Regions from separate parts of the Homo sapiens genome. Here all the other regions are linked to region 3. Evidence: chromatin contacts called from ENCODE Hi-C or POLR2A ChIA-PET data. All regions are on one chromosome and are shown on one strand. Each heading gives the region's core, a stretch centred on a gene start or an enhancer-like site at or near the end of the contact. The rest is flanking DNA. Distances are from core to core; before and after follow the strand shown. Region 1 has its middle 16 kb from the start of MIR6069. Region 2 holds the start of HMOX1 (heme oxygenase 1). Region 3 holds the start of APOL3 (apolipoprotein L3). Region 4 holds the start of MCM5 (minichromosome maintenance complex component 5). Region 5 overlaps TOM1 (target of myb1 membrane trafficking protein).

Evidence for each region. A loop is a pair of places that touch in the nucleus more often than their neighbours do. ChIA-PET counts read pairs that join two places held with the same protein, here RNA polymerase II (POLR2A). Pooled maps may share reads with other maps.
Region 1: a map of B cell shows a loop between it and region 3 (7-fold over the local background). The contact joins the enhancer-like site here to the promoter of APOL3 in region 3. A Hi-C loop is called at or near these places in 1 of 168 maps with a recorded cell type or tissue (B cell), 2 of 37 single-sample maps with no recorded cell type and 3 of 50 pooled maps. POLR2A ChIA-PET finds 5 or more read pairs at or near these places in 2 of 52 experiments (HepG2 and activated B cell).
Region 2: a loop to region 3 is called in a pooled map, with 2.8 times the contacts of the local background. The contact joins the promoter of HMOX1 here to the promoter of APOL3 in region 3. A Hi-C loop is called at or near these places in 3 of 37 single-sample maps with no recorded cell type and 4 of 50 pooled maps. POLR2A ChIA-PET finds 5 or more read pairs at or near these places in 1 of 52 experiments (B cell).
Region 4: a loop to region 3 is called in a pooled map, with 4 times the contacts of the local background. The contact joins the promoter of MCM5 here to the promoter of APOL3 in region 3. A Hi-C loop is called at or near these places in 2 of 37 single-sample maps with no recorded cell type and 2 of 50 pooled maps. POLR2A ChIA-PET finds 5 or more read pairs at or near these places in 1 of 52 experiments (B cell).
Region 5: a loop to region 3 is called in a pooled map, with 3 times the contacts of the local background. The contact joins the enhancer-like site here to the promoter of APOL3 in region 3. A Hi-C loop is called at or near these places in 3 of 37 single-sample maps with no recorded cell type and 6 of 50 pooled maps. POLR2A ChIA-PET finds 5 or more read pairs at or near these places in 3 of 52 experiments (CD4-positive, alpha-beta T cell, PC-9 and activated CD4-positive, alpha-beta T cell).

Annotation. Positions count from the first base shown.
Region 1 is chr22:35,351,300-35,353,999 of GRCh38, reverse strand. No RefSeq gene overlaps it. Among named protein-coding and RNA genes, the nearest start is that of MIR6069, 16 kb to the right of the region's middle. RefSeq lists enhancers at 823-882, 1,383-1,522, 826-1,701, 2,519-2,700. Within about 2 kb of position 1,364, at least 25 of the 41 ENCODE cell types and tissues checked have a DNase peak (open chromatin) inside an H3K27ac peak, as active enhancers do; they include B cell, where a contact is called at or near this core.
Region 2 is chr22:35,379,765-35,382,464 of GRCh38, reverse strand. HMOX1 (heme oxygenase 1) reads right to left here and starts at 1,369. Exons shown (of 5, transcript NM_002133.3): 1 at 1,269-1,369. The coding sequence starts at 1,291. RefSeq lists silencers at 1,099-1,268, 1,569-1,648.
Region 3 is chr22:36,159,432-36,162,131 of GRCh38, reverse strand. It overlaps APOL3 (apolipoprotein L3), which reads left to right and starts at 1,377. Exons shown (of 4, transcript NM_145639.2): 1 at 1,377-1,463. RefSeq lists an enhancer at 1-458.
Region 4 is chr22:35,398,745-35,401,444 of GRCh38, reverse strand. It overlaps MCM5 (minichromosome maintenance complex component 5), which reads right to left and starts at 1,305. Exons shown (of 17, transcript NM_006739.4): 1 at 1,237-1,305; 2 at 840-1,014. The coding sequence starts at 1,006. RefSeq lists enhancers at 1,541-1,700, 1,711-1,760.
Region 5 is chr22:35,312,030-35,314,729 of GRCh38, reverse strand. All of the region lies in intron 1 of TOM1 (target of myb1 membrane trafficking protein), which reads right to left. Among named protein-coding and RNA genes, the nearest start is that of TOM1, 13 kb to the right of the region's middle. RefSeq lists an enhancer at 780-879. Within about 2 kb of position 1,254, at least 23 of the 41 ENCODE cell types and tissues checked have a DNase peak (open chromatin) inside an H3K27ac peak, as active enhancers do; they include PC-9, where a contact is called at or near this core.

The DNA of each region.
Region 1 (2,700 bases), core at 115-2,614, 810 kb after region 3:
AAGATTCTTTTTTTTTTTTTTAATTTGTATATTTTTTGAGATGGAGTCTCACTCTTGTTGCCCAGGCTGGAGTACAGTGGCGCGATTTCGGCTCACTGCAGCCTCCGCCTCCCGGGTTCAAGCGATTCTTCTGCCTCAGCCTCCCTGGTAGCTGGGATTACAGACACCCACAACCACGCCTGGCTAATTTTTGCATTTTTAGTAGAGACAGGGTTTCGCCATGTTAGCCAGGCTGGTCTTGAACTCCTGACCTCGGGTGATCCACCCACCTCGGCCTCCCAAAGTGCTGCGATTACAGGCGTGAGCCACTGCGCCTGGCTGAAGATTCATTTTTAACAGAGCTTCCAAGGGCTCCAGTGAGGGCAGGGTCCTGTGGGGAGCATGGGCAGCACCCCCATTCCTCAGTTCACCCACTTGCTTTTCCCTTTCCTAGGGGTACCCCAGGGCAGGTGCAAGGATGTCCCCGGCTTGGGTTTCGCTTCCCTCCTGCCCCTAGGCGGTCAGCTTCCTGTGCGGGCATTCAGCAGGGTGTGTGGGTGGCCGCCTCCACCCATTGGTCCCACTGAAGCTTGGGCAGTTGTTTCCCTATCGCCGCTGGTCCTGGAGGGGAGATAAACCCGGGGTCCTGCTTCCCTCTCTTGTAGATATTTGAGTTTCTTTCCTCGTATTTCTTTCCTTTTTGGAAGGAGGATTATGGAATTTGGGGGTTGATAGGGCAGAAAAGCAGAGTGCAAAGGGGCCTTACGCTCTCTTAAATCAAGCCGATTAACAGATGGGGAAACTGAGGCCCAGAGAGAGGAGAAGGCTTGCTCCAAATCAAACAGGAAGTCAGTGTCTGTGCACCGCTGGAAGCTCGGTTGGCTGACTCCTGGGCCGTGCTTGGACCTGACACAGGGGGCCCCAGGAGTCCCCACCCTCCACCCTGCACTGACTTCCCTGTGCTTGTGCGTGGGTGGGGGCTGCTTCCTCCCCGGGCAGGCTGGGCTGGCACACAGAGCCTCCTGGGCCCCTGCACCAGGTAGGGAGGCAGTACACTGGTCAGGGCAGGCCCCTCCCCTCCCTGGGCCTCCACTTCCCTGTCTGCACATTTCTCACCCGCCTCAAGAGGTCCAAGTGCCCTGCCAACCTGACTCTGACCCACTGGGGATTTGGGGCCCTGGTCAGCTTGGGTTCCTTCCCTCTGCTGGCCAGCCTGGTCCACGGTGCACAGAGGGTGCAGGGCCAGCCTGCAGCAGGGGCAGGAAGACGTCACGGGAGTCCTGAGTCAGAGGCAAGGGGTGAGGATTCGGCCCGGCGAAGCTGCTTCCTCCAGTCTCGCCCTGTACCAGGGTGGGTGGAAGTGAAACCTGCCAGCTTACCCGCTTGGGTCTGCTCTGAAAAAACAAGCGGACATGGGGACCAGGAGAGCAGCCCCAGCCCAGCTCCCAGCACCTGTATCTCCCTCCACTCTGCCGGCACCCCTGCTCGCTCCTGGTCCCATGGCTAATCCTTGGATCTAAGGCTAGGCTGCCCTAGGATGAATCTAGCCACCCTCAAACTCCCACTAGGGCAGGGGGCAGGGGGCAGGGAGTGGAGGCGGGTGTTTCATGTGGCAGCCCCTCTGAAGACACTGTGGCCACCTGCGAAAGAGCAGTGTGTCTGGGAGAATGGACCCAGGGCCTAGAGGGCAGCAGAGGGCAATACAGGGCTGCTTCGTCCCTTTGAATTCATACGTTGAATCTCTAATCCCTAGTATATCAGAATGCGATTGTATTTGGAGGTAGGACCTTTAAAGAAGTGCCAGGCACTGTGGCTCACACCTGTAATCCCAGCACTTTGGGAGGCCGAGGCGGGTGAATCACACGAGGTTGGGAGTTCGAGACCAGCCTGGCCAACATGGAGAAAACCCGTCTCTACTAAAAATACAAAATTAGCCAGGTGTGATGGCGCATGCCTGTAATCTCAGCTACTCAGGAGGCTGAGGCAGGATAATTGCTTGAACTGGGAGGCGGAGGTTGCAGTAAGCCGAGATCGCGCCATTGCACTCCAGCCTGGGCAACAAGAGTGAAACTCTGTCTCAAAAAAAAAAAAAAAAAAAGTGATTAAGGTACAATAGGTACAATAGATCATTAGGTGGACTCTAATCCTTGATGAATGCTGTCCTTATAAAAATGGGACTTTTGAACATAGAGAGATGCAGAGGGGATATGATGTGAGGCCCCAGGGAGAAGATGACCATATACAGCCACGGAGGGGCCGGAAGGAACCAACTGAACAGATGGAGTCCACGTCCTTGATGTTGAACTTCAGCCTCTAGAACTGTGAGAAAGAAGATTTCTGTGTCTAGGGGCCTGTCTGTGGGGCAGGGTGGTGGCGGTCCACGCGGAGAGGGTGGGAGGCACTGGCAGGACGGGGCAGTGGTGGCAACAGAGATTGGTTTCTGCGGGGATGGGGGGAGAGAAGGAATGAAGGACGGCGGGAAGCAGGTTTCTCACTGCTGGAGAAGGGAATTAGACATAGGGGAAGGGCGGAAAAGAGAAGGAATCTGTGGTAGAGCTGGAGTTACTGGGCGAGCTCATGATTTGTCTACACGTGGAGACAGAAACGGCAATGCACACGGATCTGAGCGTGTCGGCTGAGAAGGCGCGGGAGCAGGGGGCCCCAGCAACGGCACACCGGGGCTCTGTAAAGAGAGGGAGGGGACCGGGCTCACTTTTGCCC
Region 2 (2,700 bases), core at 120-2,619, 780 kb after region 3:
CAGGAGAATCGCTTGAACCCAGGAGGCAGAGGTTGCAGTGAGCCGAGATCGCGCCACTGCACTCCAGCCTGGGCAACAGAGCAACACTCCATCTCAAAAAAAGAAAAGCAAAAAAGCAAAAAAACAAAAAAACAAAAAACAAAAAACAAATTCAGGCTGGGCATGGTGGCTCTCGCAGCTTTGTAAACACTCTTCAGTCATTAAAACACTAAATAATACAGTCCCCCAAACCAAGGGGGAAATCCTGGTACAGGTAGTTCGCAGTGGAGAGGAGGAGGAGGTACAGCATAACCCAGGAAGAAGCAGCAGCCCCATGAACCGGCATCTCCAAGTTTGTAATTGCTTTGATTGGCTTTTAGACCCAATATTTAATTCAGTTATTTTGTTAAAGTTCCAGATGCAAATCTCATGACCCCCTATCATGTTATGCTCATCATGAAGGCGTCAGGGTTAAAAAGCCTGAGAAAGTCTGCTTTAGTCAAAGAAAAAGTCTTTCTGGGAGTATTTCTGTCATGGGTCCGTATCCCTGCCTCCCCACAGAATTGTCATTTTTCCCTTTTCTCCTGCCCTGCTTCCCTGTTCTACAACACAGCTGGTCAAAGTCTCAGGAGAAATGGCACATGTCTGTAAGTCCCAGCTACTCTGGAGGCTGAGGTGGGAGGATGCTTAAGCCCAGGAGTTAAAAAAAAAAATACTAACAAATTATTGAAAGAAGGGAATGAGTGAGACCTGGAGGTGGGCAGACCAAGGTTCAAGGCCCAGTTCTGACACCAGCTAACTGAGCACTCTTGGGCATGTCGCCTCCCTGAACTGGGCTATCTGTGAGACATGGAACACCGCAGCCAGGGTGATGTCTGGCTCAGGTCCTCCGTAGCTAGTGAGGGACAGATGCCACCAAGAGAACCAAGCATGCTCCCCCAGGCTGGCAGAGCCCCAGAGATCTAGATTCAGCAGAGAGCAACTCCAAACACACCTCGAAAGTAGGATTAAAAAAAAAATTGGCTACCTCAAAGACTGGATACTCTAGGGACACTCCCATCTTGGTCACCAACCGCATACCAGGGTGCCAGGCATGTAAATTACCGTTCCTCCCTCCAACTACCCTACGGGCACAGGCAGGATCAGAACCCCGCACCTCCTGACTCCAGAGCCCAAGTTTCTGGCTCCTGGGCTCTGTCGCTGTGTGGCAGTGTCCCGGGGTGGGGCTAGGACGCAAGCAGGGTTGGGAGAGAAAGGCGCCCGTCCCGCGTCCCGCGCCCCGCGCTTGCCTGTCGGGTTGCGGACGCTCCATCCGGCCGGTGCTGGGCTCGTTCGTGCTGGCTCCGCGGGCGGCGGCTGCGCTGAGGACGCTCGAGAGGAGGCAGGCGTTGACTGCCGGAGCCGCGGCCGGTCACATTTATGCTCGGCGGGTCACGTGGGCCAGGCGGAACAGCTGATGCCCACTTTCTGGCCGGGCGTTGCAACACCCGCAGGGGCCCGCGCCCAGCCCGCCCCGGGCCAGTGTGGGGTGGAGAGGAGCAGTCATATGACCCTTGGGAAACAAAGTCTGGCCATAGGACTTTTAGAGAAAACACACACACACACACACACACACACACATACACACACACACACACACACACACACACACAAAACCTTTAAGGAAATCTGAGAAGCTGCAGGCTCTGGGTGTGATTTTGCTCCTTCCAGAGCCCCCCCTTCTGCTCCCTGTCCCCTTGGGACTTGATGCACCCCAGGCGTCCCAGAAGGTTCCAGAAAGCTGGGAGGCAGCGCTGCTCAGAGCAATAGCCTGGTGGGCAACATCAGGAACTTAGCAACCCCAGGCTCTGCTGTCTCCAGCTCCCTAAAATGTCACCTGCTGGAATCCTCTGCTGACTGCTTGCCTCCTCACACCCTCTTTAAATGTACATTTAGGATCTGTTTTTTGAGTTCCTGTCAAAAAACAGAGACTCTAGTATTTTCATGGTTCATCCCTACAACTGACCTGTGAGGGTAGATCGCTTCTATTTTACAGATGGGGAAACCGAGGCTCAGAGGGGTGCAGTGGTGTCACACATAAAGCAGGATGCCAGTGTCCAAACCCAGGGAGGAGACTAAGTCCCCGCCTGCCTCCTCCACACTCTGGCAGCACCTGGTATCCGCCTGGACTGGGACACCTGTCATACAAACTGCTTCCCTGCTGGAATGCGTGGGACACTCTTCCAGGCACATTCAGGTCTGACTTATACTCAGTGCCTGCTCAGGGCCCAGAGCAGAGCTGGCCCTTGCTGATCGCCTATTGAATCAATTCTGCATGAGGTGGACTCCTTAGAACTCGGGGGAAATAGGGTCACTGGGTGAACCCAGAGGACAAAACGAATGGACCAGATGATTCATACAGTCCTTTCCCAATACTGTGATTCTCATTCTAAGATTTTTTTTTTAAGATGGCTTTCAGGCCTGGCATGGTAGCTCACACCTGTAGTCCCAGTACTTTGGGAGGTTGAGGTGGGAAGAGCGCTTTGAGCCCAGTCGAGGTGGGAAGATTGCTTTGAGTTCGAGACTGGCCTGGGCAACATAGGGAGACCCTGTCTCTACAAAATATAAAATAAATTAGCTGGGCATGGTGGCACATGCCTGTGGTCCCAGCTACTTGGGAGGCTGAGGCTGGAGGTTCACTTGAGCCTGGGATGTAGAGGCTGGAGTGAGCTGTGACCACGC
Region 3 (2,700 bases), core at 128-2,627:
GGAGCTGAAAAGGCCAAAGGGATTGTGACCAACTCAGCATTTCACTGGAGGCTATATGATCAAACAGCAAACTGTTTATCATGAATGCGGGATGTGGGTAAACTCACACTGCACCCGCCGCCAGAAGGTTTCCTGAGGGCCATCACTCCCTGGTGCTGGGCTCCTTGAAGTTATCTGTTGGGATATCTAGCACCTATTATTTGAAGGATGCAGTCTTGCAAGCCTGCTGTGAACCAAACGGCTGACTGACAATTACCTGACAATCACCCCCCCACCTTTTTCTCGTCATCTCTTTTACCTAATAAACTCAGAGAGCTTGAAAAGCTCAGAGCCCTTGTTCACTAGAAGCAAGGAACCCCCTGACCCCTTCTTCCTAATATACTCTTTTGTCTTTGTCTTTTACTCCCACATCCGCCCCCCACTTTGTTCAGTCAACCTGGGACTGTGGCCAATTACAACAGCCTAACAAAAGTGCCACAGGAGTGGAACATGGGGCAGTGGGCTCTGCTGAAGAGGATGCTAGGGGGCTTCTCAGGGGAGGAAATGCTAGATTTGCATTCTGATAGAGGAGCGTGACTTTTCCAGGTGAAGGTAGCAGGTGCTCCTGGCAGAAGAACCCACATAAGGAAGTGTCCAGAAGCCACACAGGTATGGCGTTCGACAAGAGCAGGTCTGGAACGGTGGCTCATGCTGAGGCAGGAGGATCATTTGAGGCCAGAGTTTGAAACCAACCTGGTAAAAATAGTAAGATTTCACCCCTTCAAAATCATTTTTTAAAAGTAGCCAGGCCGAGTGGCTCATGCTTGTAGTCCCAGCTACTCAGGAGGTTCATTTGAACCCTGGAATTTGAGGCTACAGTGAGCTATTATTGTGCCACCGCACTCCAGCCTGGGTGACAGAGCCAGACCCCATCTCAAAAACAAAACAAAACAAAACAACAAAATAACCCCAACAGCAATACAATCAATATGCAATAAGCGTCCACCCGGCATGTGTGATGGACTGTGGTAATGCTGATGGCATGGAGGGAGTGAGGTGGGCATCTGGGGAGTGTGGTGTTATTGGGGGTGGGGAGTAATCTGGAGGGTCTCATAGTCTTTCAGTGGTAGGTCTTTCTTCCTGAAGACACAGCAAACCCCCAACCCTAAGTATGGGAGGCAGGTGGGTTGGCCAAGAAGGACGTCTGGGGCTGCTCTTGGATCAGCAGGAGGGTGGGACCAAGGGTGCTGCTGGACCAAGGATGGGACTGGGCCAAGGGTGGGGCTGGGAAGCATCCTGTTTTGCATGTTTGATCAGGAGCTGCTGCCAAGTTGTGACTTTCACTTTCCCTTTTGGGTTCCAGGGTATATCTCAGAGCCTGGAGAACGTGTCTGGTTATTATGCAGATGCACGGCTGGAGGTGGGATCCACACAGCTCAGAACAGCTGGATCTTGCTCACACTCTTTCAAGAGAAGCTTCCTTGGTAAGTTAGGGGTGGTCTGACCTTCCCCATCTCCCCATCCTCACAGCAGCTCTATAAGAGAAGGGTCATTCACCTTTTGTAGATGAGCTCAGAGAGGTTAGGTAACTGACTGAGGTCACATCTCGGTCCATGGCAGAGCCTGAATTTGCACCCAGGTTTTAGCTGGACTTCTCCCTCCCTCTCTCTGGGCCCCCAAACAGTAGAGACAGAGGCAGAATCAGCTCAGCTGGGTTCACAAAGCTTCCTAGGGCTCAGCTCTAGTTCCAGCCTGCGTGAGACATGGCCCGGTGACCCCAGAAGGAAGGCAGATGTTGGGACTGTCCATTCCTTTAGAATATTTGGAGGAACCAGAGAAGGTGGAGGACAGGAGGTGATCCAGAGCCTGGCCTGTCCTTCTTGTGGCCTGGCCACCCTGAGGCTGGCCCCAGGGTGCTGCTGCTGAGGCCCGATGGGGACAGAGGATTTCCTTTGAGATACAAGGAACCTGGCTGGGCGCGGTGGCTCATGCCTGTAATCCCAGCACTTTGAGAGGCCGAGACGGGTAGATCACTTGAGGTTAGGAGTTCGAGACCTGCCTGGCCAATATGGAGAAACCCTGCCTCTACTAAAAATACAAAAAATTAGCTGGGCGTGGTGGCACAAGCCAGTAATCCCAGCTACTTGGGAGGCTGAGGCATGAGAATCACTTGAACCCAGGTGATGAAGGTTGCAGTGAGTCGAGATCGCACCAGTCACTCCAGCCTGAGTGCACTCCTGACAGAGTGAGACTCTGTCTCAAAAAAAAAAAAGAGAGAGAGAGCGAAAAGAGATAACAAGGAACCCAGAGGTTGTTTCACCCACCCTGACTCTGAGCACCTACTTGAGCCAGGCCCTGTGGGTAAACTGAGGCCATGGGAGATGAGTGACTCGCTGAGGGTCCCATGTCAGGAAGTTGAGCAGGTAGATCACAGGACTCCATGTCCCTGACACTCACCTGGTTCCTTTTCAGGCCTCTGGGTGATAGAGAAGAAAGAAGCTGTGCTGTTCCCTAGTGGGAAAGATGGCCCAGACAGGGGCAGTGAGAACGGCATGTTGCAGAATGGTGTCTGCCACATGATCCCAGCTTGACAATCATGAGATTAAAAGTCAAACTGTGGAAGCGTGAGCATAACTGTGGGAGCGTGAGCTTAGCCCTCTGTGTTTGTAGAAGCAGAAACAAACCTGGAAGATTTTGGATTATTAACATTATACTTTCTTG
Region 4 (2,700 bases), core at 56-2,555, 760 kb after region 3:
GCTTCAGTGCTGCAGCCCAGCACCCAGAACAGTATCTGGCAGGCAGCAGGTGCTCAATCAATGAAGGTGCAAGACTGGTATAAATAAATGAATGAGCGAAGTGAAGTGAATCCTAACTGCCATCTTCACCTTTTACACCTACAGGGAACTTGAGTTTGTAAGGTCTCAGACATGACATGGAAGGATGATAGGAAGCAGATGAACAGGAACAAGATCTGGATAAAGAACTAAACGGTCCAAGTGGCGCTAGCTGGTTGCTGGTGGCCCACTCAACAGGTGACTCACCCAGAAGTTAACTCCAGGTACAGATAAAATACACAAAGCAGGCCGGGCACGGTGGCTCACGCCTGTAATCCCAGCACTTTGGGAGACTGAGGCGGGTGGATCACTTGAGGTCAGGAGTTCGAGAGCAGCCTGGCGAACATGGCGAAACCCCATCTCTACTAAAATTACAAAAAATTATCCGGGCGTGGTGATGGCGGGGGTAGTCCCACCTACTCGGGAGGCTGAGGCACAAGAATCGCTTGAACCCGGGAAGCGGAGGTTGCAGTGAGCCGAGATCGTGCCACTGCACTCCAGCCTGGCGACAGAGCGAGACTCCGTCTCAAAATAATAAACAAATACGTTAATAATAAAATAAAATAAAATAAAGTAAAACAAAATACACAAAGCCTTATACCAAGGCGTGAGGCTGCCGGGATGAGCCCTGTGACCCAGGACCGGCTCTTTCCCCCGTCTGGGCCCATCTGTGCCCTGACTGTCCAGGACTCTAGCAGGCTGGTAGAGGCGTGTGAGCGGCCACACTGGAACTCGAGCCCCCGGCCCCGCAGGAGCCGCACCTGTATTTGAAGGTGAAGCCCGTGCGGTCGGTGCCCACTCGGTACTGCCGCAGGAACTCCTTGAAGCGCCTCTGCAGCTGCGATTTGCGGGCCTGCCCCTCGTCGGCCTGGGCGTCGCCCCCGAAGCTGTCGCTGTAGAAAATGCCAGGATCGTCGAATCCCGACATGACTGCGCCTGGGGTGGGAACAAACGGCCAGAACAGGCTGGGGGCAGCGCCTGGCACCTCCTCCCCTCCGACGCCTGGGTCCCTGCCCTGAGTCCGGAGCAGGGGGACCCCCGGCCGCGCTCCCGGACTCCAACCCCAGTTCCCGAGAAACTCCTGTCCCACTCCAACTACACCCGGAAATCCAGATGCCTGCTGGCTCCCAGTCCCAGTCCCACTCCCACTAGCCTCACCTCTGGTTTTCCGCACTTCACAAACCAGGGGAGACAAGAACCTCCACGCTCAGCCGCCGAGTTTCGCGGGAAAAACAAGAGGCGGTGTTCGGACGCCGCAGCCGCTGCGCTCCCATTGGTTCGCCGGAGCCTCGCGGCCAGCGATTGGACCGTTCTGAGCCCTCCAGCCCCGCCGCCCGGACTGTCTGCCGAAGATGATTGGCTGCAAAGTGCATGACCTCGCCTCCTTCCGGGCTCCATTTTGTGTGCGGAACAATTTGGCGCGAAACTTCTGGCTGGGAAGGAAGTGGCGGCGCAGGACGGGGCGGACGCAAAGATGGCGGAGGGGCGGGCGCGCGGAGGACGCCTTTAGGTGGTTTCTTTTTTATTTTCTTGGTTTTTTTTTTTTTTTCCTGACGCATGGTCTCGTTGTGTTGCCGGGGATGGAGTGCAGTGGCTGGATCACGGCTTACTGTAGCCTCAACCTCTTGGGCTCAAGCAATCCTTCCGCCTCAGCCTCCCTTGTAGCGGGGACCACAGGTGTACGTGATTTTCTTAAAATATTTCATAAAGACGGAGTCTCACCATCTTGCCCAGGTCTCGAAACTCTACTCTCAAGCGACCCGCCTGCCTTGACGTCCCAAAGCACTGGGATTACTGGCGTGAGCTACCCGGCCAGGCCTGCGTGCTTTTCTTAAGCCTTCTTTTAAAGTCCTATGAAAAAAAATGACCCTTTTCATAGCCATAGGGAGAAAAAACTAGAAGTTCAGAAATGATTGGGTCCAGGTGCCCATTTTGCATTGGGAGACTGTGCCCTGTGGAGTATTCGCTTCCCGGTCGTGGGGCCCGTTCTCTGGGCCTGAGGCTCTGAGGAGCCCCTGTCCTCCAGCTGGTGGCAGGACAGGGCGATTACCGCGCGGCTCACCCGCGTCCCCGACCCGGGTTCTCGCACCCTAACACACTGCTTTTATTTGTTTATTTATTTGTTGAGAGGGAGTCTCACTCTGTCCCCCAGGATGGAGTGCAGTGGCTCAATCTCGGCTCACTGCAACTTCTGCCTCCCCGGTTCAAGCGATTCTCCTGCCTCAGCCTCCCAACTAGCTGGGACTACAGGCAGGCGCCACCATGCTCAGCTAATTTTTGTATTTTTAGTGGAGACAGGGTTTCACCATGTTGCCCACACTGGTCTCGAACTTCTGGCCTCAAGTGATCCACTCGCTTCGGCCTCCCAAAGTGCTGGAATTACAGGCGTGAGCCACCATGCCCAGACCGGCCTCATTCTGTTTAACAGCTGCTTAATTTTCTGTAGTATGGTGACAAAGACTCTCCTTGACCAAACTCTAGCCAGGTTCCTCTGGGCTCCCTTCACTTCTAAGCCTCAACCTTGATCTATAGGCACTGTGGCTCATGCCTGTAATCCTAGCACTTCAGGAGACCAAGATGAGAGGATCCCTTGAGTCCAGGAGTTGAGGCCAGCCTGGGCAA
Region 5 (2,700 bases), core at 5-2,504, 850 kb after region 3:
TCCTTCCTGACCACACAGGGAGTTGGCCCTCTCCTCCCTGAGCTCCACCGGCAGGCCTCTCAGTGGTCCCCACCATCAGATCCTCTTCTGTCCCCAGTACCCCCTGAAAACGATGGGCACCTCTCATCTCCTGGAGGAGGGAACATCAGTGTTTCAGGAGAGGCTGTGGTTGTTTTGGAAAGGCAAGTAAGTGGCTTTTAAAGGGAAGCGGGGACATTGATAAATAAGAGAAATCCCATACCCGGCAATCAGGTGGGAGCAGAAGGACCCCCCGCCCCCACCCCGTGCATGAGTCTGATGTGACCCAAGCAGTGCAGGCAAGCTCCTGAGCCATGAGTGGCAGCAGGCAGTAGTGGGCAGAGCCAATCAGAAGACGGAGGTTTTCTGCGGGGTGGGAGGGGATATGTGGCCTAAACGAGAAAGGGGAGAGGAAGAGGAGGAGGAGACAAAATCGGGACAAGGCAGATCTGAGCAATTCCAGTACAAGACAGCTGTTGGGAGGCTGTGGGACATCTGCCCAGACCATCACTTGCCAACCCCTTCTAGGTTCCTCCAGGTTCCTCCAGGTCCAGGTGTGGACAACAGGATTGCGGTGAATCATGTGGATTTCCTTCAGATGCCCACAGGGTAGGCATATTCCATCAGGGCAGAATTTTAAACCCACAGGAACCTGGCAATATTTGCTTTGTTTTTGTTCTTCACCACAGAAGTAATTCAGCTTGCTATTTTAAGAAGGGGGAATAAAAACACGGACAGTGGTTGCCAGTTACCAAGAGAATGACAACTGATTCCCCGACCTCGGAGCTGTAACCTTCAAGGGCCTCCGGGTAGCAGCTGTGCTCTTGTCTTCCAGCTCCTGACAGAACCGGGCCCTGCAATCCTCCACCTGTCATCAGGCGGCTTTGCAGTTGTTTATGGCTGGCAAGCCTGTGGCTTCGGATCACTGGGCACCTGTGCGTCCTTACAGCAGTCTGTCCTCTCCCTATTGGGTCTGGTGCAGATACCACCTCCCTGGAGGGCTCCAGATAATCTGCCTGGCATGATGGCAAGACCCACCTGCCCCTCATGGAGATGAGGGTGGAGTGGGACGAGTCTGGCCTGACCTAACTCATAGAATGTGGGCAAAGATCCAGCCCCTCTGAGTCTCTGTTTTTGCACCCGTAAAATCAGGATAAGACTGCCTGCCTCACAGGATGTTGTGACCTTGCAGCCAGACAATGTCAGTATGACATCAGGAAAGGCTAGCAATGAGTAACCGAGCTACAATGACTATGACTTGGGCCAAGAGAAAGAATGAGTAGTCACCAAAGACACGCCACACCACGGGCAGGATCAGAGATGGGGGCCATGGTATGGTATCACCCCTTTCTTTCTTTTTTTTTTTTGAGACAGTCTCGTTCTGTCACCCAGGTTGGAGTACAGTGGCACGATCTTGGCTCACTGCAACCTCTGCCTCCCGGGTTTAAGCGATTCTCCTGCCTCAGCCTCCCGAGTAGCTGGGATTACAGGTACCTGCCAACACACCTGGCTAAGTTTTGTATTTTTAGTAGAGATGGGGCTTCACCATGTTGGTCAGGCTGGTCTCGAACTCCTGACCTCAAGTGATCCACCCGCCTTGGCCTCCCAAAGTGCTGGGATTACAGGTGTGAGCCACTGCCCACTGTGTCCGGCCAGTATCACCCCTTTCCACACCAGCCTTCTGGGAAGCAGCCTGGAGCCCGCTCGCTCCCATCCTGCACATTCCAACAGTCTCATGATCACTGAGACAGCTCTGGCTCAAGCTGCCACCTCCCCAGGCCTGCACTGTCACCTCCACGCTCTACTCAAACATAACTCCAAGCACAACTTCCTCTGTTTAAACATTGTCCATCACCCTCACTGCCTGAGGATCAAAAGCCTGAACTCTCCAGGGGCTGGCGTCAGCCACAGTCAGCTGTACCCCCTTCCTCTATGTGGCTTGCCCTCTCACGCCTCTGAGCTTCTGTCTGCAATGCCATTCCTCATTCAGTCAGGCTCATCCAGTTCACATGCTCATCTGGCACTCAGCATGCACCAGGCATGGGACTAATAAGCACGTCACACCCTCAGTCACCCGTCACCACAACCTTTAAGACAGAGGATGAATAAACTCAGGGGCATGGAGAAGGCAGCAATTTGCCTGCAGTCACACAGTTTGTGAGATGCACAGCAGATTCAAAGCCAGAGAAGTCTGGTTCTCAAGTCCATATTCATAACCACGATGCTATGTGCTTCTCAAACATTCTCAACACCTGTCCAGGCTACAGGGAGACGTCAGTGAGCAAATCCAGCAAGGTCCTGCCCCAGTGGTGGTTTACAGTCCAGTGGGAGGCCACAACTGACAATTCCAAAAGGTCGTTTCCATGGCAGGAAAGACCAGGTGCTGAGACAGTGCCAGGTGTGCTGATGAAGAGGAGGAATGAGTCAGCTGAACTCCTGAACTCCCCTTGTCTTTTTTTTTTTTTTTTGAGACGGAGTCTTGTTCTGTCGCCCAGGCTGGAGTACAGTGGTGCGATCTCGGCTCACTGCAACTTCCGTCTCCTGGGTTTAAGCAATTCTCTGCCTCAGCCCCCAAAGTAGCTGGGATTACAGGCGCCCGCCTAATTTTTTTTTGTATTTTTAGTAGAGATGAGGTTTCACCACCTTGGCCAGGCTGGTCTTGAACTCCTGACCTTGTGATCC